Linked DNA regions of Homo sapiens: region 2 is linked to region 1. A link is a contact called in ENCODE Hi-C or POLR2A ChIA-PET data. All regions are on one chromosome and are shown on one strand. Each heading gives the region's core, a stretch centred on a gene start or an enhancer-like site at or near the end of the contact. The rest is flanking DNA. Distances are from core to core; before and after follow the strand shown. Region 1 has its middle 5.8 kb from the start of MIR492. Region 2 has its middle 38 kb from the start of MIR492.

Evidence for each region. A loop is a pair of places that touch in the nucleus more often than their neighbours do. ChIA-PET counts read pairs that join two places held with the same protein, here RNA polymerase II (POLR2A). Pooled maps may share reads with other maps.
Region 2: a map with no recorded cell type shows a loop between it and region 1 (4-fold over the local background). The contact joins two enhancer-like sites. A Hi-C loop is called at or near these places in 5 of 168 maps with a recorded cell type or tissue (B cell, GM12878, OCI-LY7 and 2 more), 36 of 37 single-sample maps with no recorded cell type and 8 of 50 pooled maps. POLR2A ChIA-PET finds 5 or more read pairs at or near these places in 5 of 52 experiments (GM12878, HEK293T, OCI-LY7 and 2 more).

Annotation. Positions count from the first base shown.
Region 1 is chr12:94,837,527-94,842,891 of GRCh38, reverse strand. No RefSeq gene overlaps it. Among named protein-coding and RNA genes, the nearest start is that of MIR492, 5.8 kb to the right of the region's middle. Within about 2 kb of position 3,396, at least 2 of the 41 ENCODE cell types and tissues checked have a DNase peak (open chromatin) inside an H3K27ac peak, as active enhancers do.
Region 2 is chr12:94,869,696-94,875,695 of GRCh38, reverse strand. No RefSeq gene overlaps it. Among named protein-coding and RNA genes, the nearest start is that of MIR492, 38 kb to the right of the region's middle. RefSeq lists silencers at 1,662-1,761, 1,772-2,381, 2,442-2,561 and an enhancer at 4,676-4,745. Within about 2 kb of position 1,991, at least 4 of the 41 ENCODE cell types and tissues checked have a DNase peak (open chromatin) inside an H3K27ac peak, as active enhancers do.

The DNA.
Region 1 (5,365 bases), core at 2,147-4,646:
ATTTTTTAAAATTTTGAACAAAGGAGATATCAGGTTTGTGGATATTAGAACATTGAATATTTTACATGTATTATTTTTCTCCAAGTTATTTTGTAAATTTTATGTTAAGCCCATGTAGTTCTGCAGAAAATGTTCATTGCTACAATCTCTCTATGCGCTCAGTTTGGTAATGTGTGGAGAAAGCCTTGAAAGAGTCCCTGTCCTTTAGGCTGTAAGGAACAGAAAACCTGGTAAAAATGGTTTACACAGAAAGAAGTTTAGGTTTATCATCTCACTGTCCAGAGGTGGAGTGTTTCCAGGAAATTCAGCAGCTCAAAAACATCACAAAGGACATGAGTGTTTCCTTTTCCTTCTCCGCCATCCTGAGTATATCAGTTTGTTCCCATAGACTTAAGTCCTCATGGTCAGGATGGCTGCATCAGTTCCGGGCATTGCATCTTTATACACTCATCTCTAGAGTTGAGAAAAGGAACCATTCCTTCTTGCATGGGTATTTGTAAAGAAAAGCTTTTTCCAAAAGCTCCCAAAAGACCTCTCTCATGTCTCACTGGCCAGAATTGCATTAAATGGCCTATACTAAAACAGGTGGTGGGCTAGATTTAGCTAGTAGCTTAGACTATCAGGATTCTCCTTTCTCTTCCTTGTTGGGGAGAGGCTCCTCACTCTGAGCACATGGTAGAACGCAGGGTAAACAATGGAACAAAATGTGTCTCTGCCAGCAAAGAAGTGTATGTGTGTGTGTGTGTGTGTGTGTGTGTGTAGGGGGACTGGCTTTGACTAGCAGTCTATACTCGTTGAATCAAGAATTTCAGTTCTAGAAGCTTATTTTAAAGAAATAAGCACAGAGTTGAACATAGCTTTCTGTACTCAAATGAACAATAATACTTACAATAATGAATAAATAATTTCATTATTTAATTATAGAAACTACAGAAACATATGCACACGTTTAAATTATTGTACATCCATGATAAATAGAATATTTAAACCATTAAAAATTACGTTTTCAGACACTAATGGCATAAGAAAAGCTCTATTGAATGTTTTCAGTGGGAGGAGAAAGATACGGAATTAAAACTAAGTGGATTTCATTTTCATTCAGTCACACTAATATACTGAAGACTGGGGAAAAACACCACCAGAATGTTGGTTTTATTCTAGTGATAAATTATGGGCGGTTTTCTCCTTTTCTGTATTTTCTGACTTTCTCCAATTAGTAATACTTTTAAGATCAGAATAATTAACAGCACTAAAATCACACACTTCAATTGTATCAGTTAGATTTTGCTGGATAACAAACTATCCTAAAATGTGGTGACATAACTATTTAGCCCATGGTTCTGCAGGCAAGCAATGTAGGCTGGGCCCATGTGGGCAGTTGTCTTCTTGGCTGGGCTGGCTCATCTTTATACCACATGTGTTCTCGTTCTCCAGCAGCTAGCCTTGACTTGTTCTCATGGCTGTGAAGCAGGGTTCTGAGAGGGAGCATAAGAGAGCAGAGCCTCGTGGGCCTGCGTTCAGGAACTGGCACATTACCAACTCTGTCTGCCACATTGTGTTGGCTAAAGTAATCCACATGGCCATCCCAGCTTCAAGGTTTGGTAAACAAACTGTCTCCCTTGATGAAAGAAGCCACATAATCACACTGAGTAAAGGGTGTGGATACAAGGGAGTGGGATGGAGGATTTGGGGCCATTTTTGCAAGCAATCTATCACTTCATCTTAAAAAGAAAGAAAACAGCAACAAGAGTCTTACCCAAAGATTAAACAAATAAAATATGAACTAAAAGGCATACGTTTAGGTGATGAGAACTTTATTTTTTGAGACGGAATGTCACTTTGTCTCAAAATCATATAGTTCATTGCAGCCCAAAACTCCTGGGCTCAAGTGGATTCTCCCACCCCAGGCTCCCCTCCTGCCTCAGCCTCCTGAATAGCTGGGAGCACAGGCATATGCCACCATACCTAGCTAATTTTTTATTTATTTATTTTTAAAGACGGGCTCTTGCTATGTTGCCCAGGCTGGTCTAGAACTCCTGGCCTCCCAAAGCACTGGGATTATAAGCATGAACCACTGCGTCTGGTTGATGAGAACTTTTAAATAAATGCTTTCCTTTAAGGTGATGGGGAAGATTTTATCTTTTCTTCTCATTCATGACTTGTTGAGAGTTTCGTGACAGCATATCTCTTGAGGAAGCACTAAGCATTTAATCAAGAAAGAGAGAGGAGAAAGCAAAACCTCTCTGTAAATGAATTAATATTGATGCACTTTCAGAATTTGTTCTTTGGGTGTGTTAATAACTCATTCTATGCGGGTCTTCAAAGTGCTGAGTGATGGGACCATAGCCAGAAGCAACAGGCTAGAGCCTTGCCATGCTTGGGGGCTTATCACTTTTCATCCAGGTCCTCGCAGCAGTGGTAATTAGGAAAGACCCTTGGGGTACAGCCTCCAGTGAAAATAGAGGATACATGCTGTTCCTCCTGGATGCATGGTCATCATGGCTATGGTATTCATTAGTGAGAGAGGCTCTGATGCATCCCAAACTGGGGGTGTCTGGGCAACCTCAGGGATTTTATGGGAACCTGAAGCCTTAGGATACACGTGCTGCATCTTCTTGGAGCATTGCTTTGTTTGGTTTAGTTTTCACACTTTTTTTTTTTTTTTTTTGAGACAGAGTCTCACCTTATCGCCCACGCTAGAGTGCAGTGGCGCGATCTCAGCTCACTGCAACCTCCACCTCCCGGGTTCAAGCGATTCTCCTACCTCAGCCTCCTGAGTACCTGGGATTACAGGCGCGTGCCACCACACCCAGCTTATTTTTATATTTTTAGTAGAGACAGGGTTTTATCATGTTGGCCAGGCTGGTCTCGAACTCCTGACCTCAGGAGATCCACCCACCTCGGCCTCCCAAAGTGCTGGGATTACAGGCATGAGCCACCACGCCTAGCCTAATATGAGTATCTTAAACAACATGGTATGTTCATCAAAATGAAAACATTTACCTTGGTACAACACTGTTAACTTTAGTTGTTAACTACATACTTTATTCACATTTTCCCAGTTTTTCCTCGAATGTTATTTTCTGTTCCAGGATCCAATCCACATTTTATTTAGTTGTCATGTCTCCTTAGTCTCCTCCGATGTATGATACTTTCATCTTCCCTTGTCTTATATGGCTGCTATAGTTTGGATGTTTGACCCTTGCTAATCTCATGTTGAAATCTGATTTCCAGTGTAGGAAGTGGGTGCCTAATGGGAGGTGTTTGGGTCATGGGGGTGGATCCCCAGTGAATAGCTTGGTGCTGTCCTTGTGGTAATGAGTGAGTTTTCACTCTGTTAGTTCCCATGAGAGCTGGTTGCTAAAAAGAGCCTAGCACCTGTACTCTCTTTCTCTCTCTTTTTTTGTGATAAGGTCTTGTTCTTTCACCCCGGTTGAAGTGGACTGGTGTGATCACGGCTCACTGCAGCCTCAACCTCCTGGGCTCAAGAGATCATCGCACCTCAACTCCCCGAGTAGCTGTGACTTAAGGCACGCATCACCTTGCCCAGTTAATTTTTCTATTTTTTGTAGAGATGGCGTTTCACTATGTTGTCCAGGCTGGTCTCGAACACCTGGGCTCAAGAGATTCTCCCCTTTTGGCCTCCCAAATTGTTGGGATTACAAACATGAGCCACCGTGCCCGGCCCCTCTCCTCTCTCTTGCTTCTCCTCTCACCATGTGATCTCTGCACACACCAGTTCCCTTTCACCTTCTGCCATGAGTGGGAGCAGCCTGAGGCCCTCACCAGAAGCAGATGCTGGCACCATGCTTCTTGAATAGCCTGCAGAACCATGAGCCAAGCATGCAGATGTTGCTTTATAACAACACTAAAAGGCTTGAGACGTATGACCTTGACACTTTTGAAGAGTCGTGTTCAGGCATTTTATAGAATGTTCTTCCATTTGGGTTTGTCTAGTGTCTTCTCAGGATTAGACTGAGGTTATGGACTTTGGGGACAAATACGATTCAGGTGATACGCTGTTCTCACTGCGTCCTTTGAAGGAGTACATGATGTCAAGATGGCTTGGTACTGGTGATGTCTCATGTCTGCTAGGTTTCACTACTGTAAGGTTACTGTCTTTCCCTTTCCATCATTGATTAAGTAGAGAGGAATCACCAAGTCCAGCCCATACTCAGGGCATGGGGGGATTAAGTTCCACCTCATGGAGGAGTATCAAAGAGTCTGTGGACATATTTTAAAACCACCACAGTAATTAATATTTGTATTAGTATTCAGCTAGGAGATATTTTAAGGTTGTGCAGATAATGTTTCTCCATAAAGTTTCACACATTAATTTTATCTTCATCAGTGGATCTTGTTAAAGCAGTTATTACTATGGTGTTTAATCATGATTTCTTCTTTTCTTTCTTAAAAAAAAATTTATAAACTGTAAAGTTCTGTATTAATGTCCATAATCCTGCTGTCACCGAAAGTGCAACAGCTGATCATTCCCAGGAAGACTGAAGGCCATAATTTTTTTTAGGGCAAACATTTCTGCTCCAGTGAAATACAGGTGATTTTCTATTTTCCTAATTCTTTCTATAATTATTAATTGGAATTCTTTTGTAAGGAAGATCTGTCCCTTTTGCTATATTTACTTAGTCACTTATTTATTTCAGTATAGGCTCACAGATATTTGTTTTATTCTATGATCTTATACTACTATCCCCCCTTTTTTCCCTCTAATTTGTTCCAGCTTTGGCTATTGGGAACTCCTTCAGTTTGGCTTATACGTCCATTTGACATGCCCCATCTTTCTTCTTTTTTCCTTTTCTCACCCTTTCCTTTTTAAAAAAAGCACCTCCTTTGCTTTCTGGCATTCTAAGATGTCCAGGTTCATCTTGTATTTTCCTTGCTGCAGTTCTTGAGCCAGCCATTTCTTCAAGGAACACTGGTCTCTTGGAGGTCATCTGGAGGATGGTATTTAGAAACCAAGATCCAGATACTAAGTGTGCTTGTTGCTGTAGGGACATCACAGCTTCAAGGCCGCCTGAGTGGAAAAAGCTAGGAAATATATGTGACATGTACACCCATATATAGTGTGTGTGTGTGTGTGTGTGTATATATAATGTATATACACACACATCCCTATATTTCTGTATCTGTGTGTGTGTATAAAACAATGCCGGCCAGGCATGGTGGCTCATGCCTGTAATCCCAGCACTTTGGGAGGCCGAGGCGGGCGGATCACGAGGTCAGGAGTTCGAGACCAGCCTGGTCAATATGGTGAAACCCCATTTCTACTAAAAATACAAAAAAATTAGCCAGACATGGTGGCGCACACCTGTAGTCCCAGCTATTCAGGAGGTTGAGGTAGGAGAAT
Region 2 (6,000 bases), core at 742-3,241, 34 kb before region 1:
GATCTCGGGCAAATGACCTGCCCTCTCTGAGCTCGAGTATCTCCCTCTAAAAAAACCATAATATCCCAGTACGTACTTCATAGAGTTGTGTGGATTGAAATGATAAGACAGGTATGGCTCAGAAGTACACTTACTAACATTGTTATTTTCCCAAAGAAAGGCAAAAACATAAAAGCTCAATCAGAAGAGATTATATATCCAGGGAGGAAAAAACCCACTGCATACAGATCATAAGATAAAGTAAAAAAGGGACATAGCAAGTGTCATTAATTGTCGTTTCTTACATTTCCCCCTCACACATCAGTCACTCCTCCCCCTATCTGTGCTGATAGGCACCAAAGAGAAATCCAGACAAAATGTTTTTATTCATTAGATCATTAAGGTACTTCGTGTAATATTACGGTCTCTATAGTGCTGCTGACAATCAATGTTAGAAAATTATAAAGGTATTTCTTTGGCAGTGGTGATCTGCCAGAATAACTGGCATAAAGGCAATGCCAAAGCTGAAACACTCATGAGAAGTGTTTACCCGGCACAAGCCTTTGCATTCCCACTGCTGTCTGCCTGCATACCTGTCACAGCCGCTTTGGAAACACAAGCGTCCTTGGATGCTTTTCAAAGGATCCTCTGACAAACAAGAGATATTTTTTTCTACACAAAATTCAGGCTGCCTTGAGTTCCGTGCTATTTGATTTACTTTGTTCAGCAGTCGAAGCAGAATAAAATCAGATTTCTTCCTGGAAGACCTTCCCACATCATTCCATCCTGTTCTTGCGGATTTAGATCCTGCATTCTGAGCTCAAGGGTGTGCAGCGTTTTCATGATCTGGGGAATACATTTTTCCCCCTTCTCATTTTTTTCCCGCAGAAGCATTAGCATTTGGGGATGGGCTCCCGTGTTGTTTGGAAAAGTTGGGGTGGAGGTCGATTGTGAAGAGAAAGCTGTGCACACAGGGGACTGCTAGGAAAACCCGTGGGTTTCGCTGGAATGGGGATGCTGACCTCTTCCCCTGCCGAGCTCCTTCACCTGAATGAGACCAGACGGTCTCTGTTCCACGGTGTTTCCTCCAGCCCCGGGTGGATCTGCTGTTTACCGCTCTTAACTCTCTTCCCACCCCTCCTCGGAAAGCTTTATGAATGCTCAGGACTTTCAAAAAACAATCGCAGAATCTAAAGAATGGTAAAGGGCCGACGCACTGGCTCACACCTCTCATCCCAGCACTTTGGGAGGCCGAGGCTGGAGGGTCGCTTGAGGCCAGGAGTTCGAGACCAGCCTGGGCAAAATGGCGAGACACCAGTCTCTACAAAAGAATAAAAATACAAAAATTAGCCGGGCGTAGTGGAGCACTCGCCTGTGGTCCCAGCTACTGGGAAGGCTGAGGCGGGAGGATCGCTTGAGCCTGGGAGAATCGCAAGGCTGCAGTGAGCCGAAATCGCGCCCCTGCGCTCAGCCTGGGGGACAGAGCGAGACCCTGTCTGAAAAATTAAAAAGAAAACGAAGAGTAGGAACGGACATTAGCGGGCCACCTTCCCATCCCATGGGGAGAATTTTAAGGTGGTACTTTTAAGGCGGGTGAGAATTGCCATCTGCGCTCTCCGCCAATCCACTCTTGCTCCGCAAACTTGGGGTCCCTGTAGGGTGGGCCCAGCTTTCACCCCAAAGCTTCTCCAGCTCAGTTCTGGGGGCCGCGGGGCAGGCATCGGAGACTCGCTCCGCTCCTGGTGGGGCCAGAACTCGAGGAAGAGGAGAGGGGCGAAGCGGCCCGAGGAGGCGGGGACGCTGCGACGGCGGCAGAAAGGCCCCGGGGCCCCGGAGCTCCGCGAGCTCAGTGCGCCCTTGGCCGGCTCCGCGCCTCCGCCGCAGCCCGGGAGAGCCCCGGGGACCCCGCGGCCAGCGCTACCCCGCCCCGCCCCCGCCGGCTTGGCGGCCGCGGCGCAGGCGTGTGCAGGAGGGGGCAGCGCGGAGCTCCCGGCCGGCCGAGCGTCGCCGCCGGCCCAGCCCTTCTCGCGCCCAAGTCGCCGAGCCCCGCCCGGACGGCCCAGACACCATGCGGAGGGTGAGTGCGCCGTCGCCCCGGGGTGCGGGGGCGGGGGCGTGCGCCGGGGTCCTCCCAGCGGGAATAGTGAGGGTGCGGCGGGGACGGACCTCGGCGGGGAGCGCGGTCGCCCCCGGGGGACTGAGGAGGGGAAGGGGCGCCGCGGGGACCCCGGGCCCGCACTCTTCGGGGCTGCGCTGGCACGTCGGAGCCCTGGGCCCGCGCTTGCGAGGTGGGCTGCGCCCGGCACTCCGCCCCACGCCTGCTGGCGAGCCCCTTCTCCGGCTCCCCTGACGCCCGCCTGGCTGCCAGAATTCTGCCCAAAGCCCCGGTCCTTCTTTGGGAGCCCGGGCAGCTCTGCTGGGCGTCGGTGGGGCTCCCTTGGCGCACACCCCAGAGACGGAGCCAGCCCCAGGTCCGGGCCAGGTGGGCGACAGGTCGAGGCCGGGGCTGGGGTTGGGGAGAGGAAGGATGCCTGCACTCCGGCATTTGGAAGGCGCGAGCCTCCTCCAGGCACGGCCCGCCGACGGCGCGCAGCTCCTGGCCTGGGGCGCCCTCGGGGGCTGCGGCTGCTGCTTTACCGGCAGGTGCCAGGGAGCCCGCGCTCACCCCCACCCTCCAGCCAAGGCTGCCTGTGGAAAAACGAAAAATAAACAGGCTCAGCTGCAGTGGCTCTTCCACCTCCAGGGACAGCTTGGGGGACTGGTGCTGCTTGTTGTTAGCCCCGGAGAGAGCGCAGGCCCTAGTGCAGCTCGTTCTTACTTGTCTGGGGAAGTTAATTGACACGAAGATGCTGGCGACTTTGTAAGTTACCAGACCCGTTTGTATTTTAACTTTGGAAATGGAAGGTGCTTTAATCAAATACAGGATCTCAGCATTAATATGTGTGGAAAAGCAGTAGAGGAAACTTAAGGAAATCCTATTGGGTACCCTCCACATTGTCCCAGAACTCCTAAGGCCACCCTGAAGACAGTTTACGCGCCAAGGAAGGGGTGGAGGGGTATTTTCTGAAGAGACAAGGCTGAGAAGAAATGGAAGAAAACCAAACCAAAACAAAACAAAACAAAAAAAAAGAAGAAAACAAAAACGGAATAAGACTCTCCCACCAGAGTCCATGCATTTCTCTAGGTTGGAACTTGAGGTTGGCTTGTTGTAAGGTACGTAGGCGCCTATTGCTTTGGTCATCTGAGTGGCCCTTTCAGAGATTTCCGCCTCTCAGCGGCTGGGCTGCTCCCAAGGGAACTCGGGCCCCTTTTGGCTGGTGGTACCAGAATTAAGTGTTCTGTGTGTGTGTGTTGAAGGGGGTGTCTTTGGAGGGAGTATAGAGCAAATGTGAATTGGCCCCAGCTGCCCCTGGAAAGTCTCTCAATGAGCTGACACGGAAATTTACCTGGCTTATACTTTTGGAGCTAGTCCAGACCTGCTCAGGTGTTTCTGGGGAGAACAGGATTCCAGCCAGGCTGGCCAGCTAGTTTGGCATGCAGCAGAAATGGAAACTGGCCGTGGTGAGGTTACTTGTTTGAACTCCAAATTCAGGGGTCAGCAACCTCCTTTTACTCTCAGTGCCTCAGGGTAATTAAAGAAAAGAGCCTGGATGGGATCCGTAGAAATGCGTGTTAGAGGGAGAATCACGATTTGGAGATGGAGGGCATTGACCAGAGTATCTTAACATGTGATCTGCCTACTACCTGCCTTAGGATGAAAGAGGTGGATGCTTGCTGCAAATGCAGATTCCTAGGCTTTGTTTCAAACCTAATGAGTTAGAATCTCTGAAACTGGAGCTTGGCAATCTGCATTTTAAATACTCAGCCCCCACCTCCATAAGACGTGTATTAAGCACCTACTATGTGCAGGCGCTGTTCTGAGCTCTAGGAATACTGTGAGGAACATGACATACAAAAGCCTTGTTCTCTTGGAGGCCGCATTCAAACTGAGAAATCAGATAATAAAGTAGTAAACAAAGGTACAAATAATGTAGTTTCAGATAGTGATGAGTGCTATGAGGAAAATAGAGCAGGATTTGTGCCCAGGTTTGCTGGACTCCAAAGCCCTGGCTCTTGACATTACACTCTGTTGCCTACAAACTTTTTGTTTCTGCCCCAGACCCTGTCTGGTTCTGGAGAAGCATATAATTTGGCAGTTTGGCAGATGCATGTGGCAGCCCTTCAACTGTGGCAGATCAGTAACTGCAGAGAGAGAGTGTGCAGACACACTATTATAATCAAAAGTAATTACTTTCCTTTGGTGTCCTTGAATGAAAGAGAAGGTGTGTAGGGAATGTACAGAGTAGGAGCACAGAAGATGCCCAGTATTTGGGTTGCTCTGAAGAGAGAAGCTGTGGTCTGAATGTTTGTTGTCCCCGCAGTTCATATGTTGAAATCCTAACCCTCAAGGTGATGGTATTAAGAGGTGGGTCTTTGGGAGGTGATCAGGTTACAAGGGCAGAACCTTATAAAGGAGGCCTCAGAGAGCTTCCTTGTCCCTTCCATGATGTGAGAAGACACTATCTCTGAACCAGAACTTGGGCCCTCACCAGACGCTGAATCTGCTGGGGCTGTGATCTTGGACTTTCCAGCCTCCTGAACTGTGAGAAATGCATTTTTGTTGTTTATAAGTCACCCAGTCTATGGGATTTGATTGTAGCAGCCCAAATGGACTCTGACAAACGGCTAATGTTGTGCATACCATGCTGTCCAGGGCTTTGAACACCAGAGAACCCCATGGTTGGGTCTTCTTTCACGTCTTCACATGGCTCCTTCCTATTTCCTTCATTATTTTTGAATCCAAAATGAACTCTTTCCATGCAAGCCAGGAGTTACAGAGGATTGGTTGCTTTAAAAAATTATTTGTGTTAGAAAAAGTTAGAAAGCAGTTGTGGGAGAATAATTATAATGGTAGCTACTTTTTTTTTTTTTTTTTTTTTTTTTGAGGCAGAGTTTTGCTCTGTCACCCAGGTGGCAGGACGGTGGCACCATCACGGCTCACTGCAGCCTCTACTTCCTGGGCTTAAGCGATCCTCCTGCCTCATTTTTTAATTTCCTGTAGAGACGAGATCTCACTATGTTGTCCAGGCTGGTAGCTACTATTTATTGATTATTTTCTTTGTGCCACGCATCTACTGGCTTCCTTCATTTTCATAACAACCTTTTAAGTTAAAAATTAATAGGTGATACATTTACATAGTATAAAATTTAAAAGCTATCAAAAGCTTACAATGAAAATAAGCCTTCCTATTCTGTTGCCCAGACAGCTAGTTCCCTTTCCTAGAAGCAATTGCTGTTAACTCATCTCTTCTGTCCCTCTAGAAATAATCTATGCATATATAAGCAGTTATATATTCATGCTTTTCATTTTTAAAAGCACAAATGGTAGCATATAAGTATACTCTTCTTCACCACGCATTTTTCTCTCATACAAGATTGGTATTTATAGATTTATGAAGTTCTCTTTATATATATATATATATATATATATATATTTTTTTTTTTTTTTGAGACAGAGTCTTGCTCTGTTTCCCAGGCTGAAGTGCAGTGGCGCAATCCTACCTCACTGCAGCCCCAACTTTCTGTGCTCAAGTGATCCTTCCACCTCTGCCTGTGGAGTAGCTGGTACTACAGGCACGTGCCATCACACCCGGCTAATTTTTTTTATTCGTAGAGATAGGGGTCTCACTCTGTTGCCCAGATTGGTCTTGAACTCTCCTTAGCTCAAGGAATCCTCCCATATCGGCCTCTCCAAGTGCTAGGATTACAGGTGTGGTGCCACTGCGCCCAGCCCCAAGTTCTCTTTATAGCTGTAAATGTGAATATGCAGGCATAACTCGAAGATGTTGCAGGTTTGATTCCAGACCATCCCAATAAAGTGAATATCTAAATAAAGTGAATCAAACAATTTTTTAGTTTCATAGTGCATATAAAAGTTATGTTCATACTACACTGTAGTCTATTAGTATGCAATTGCATTGT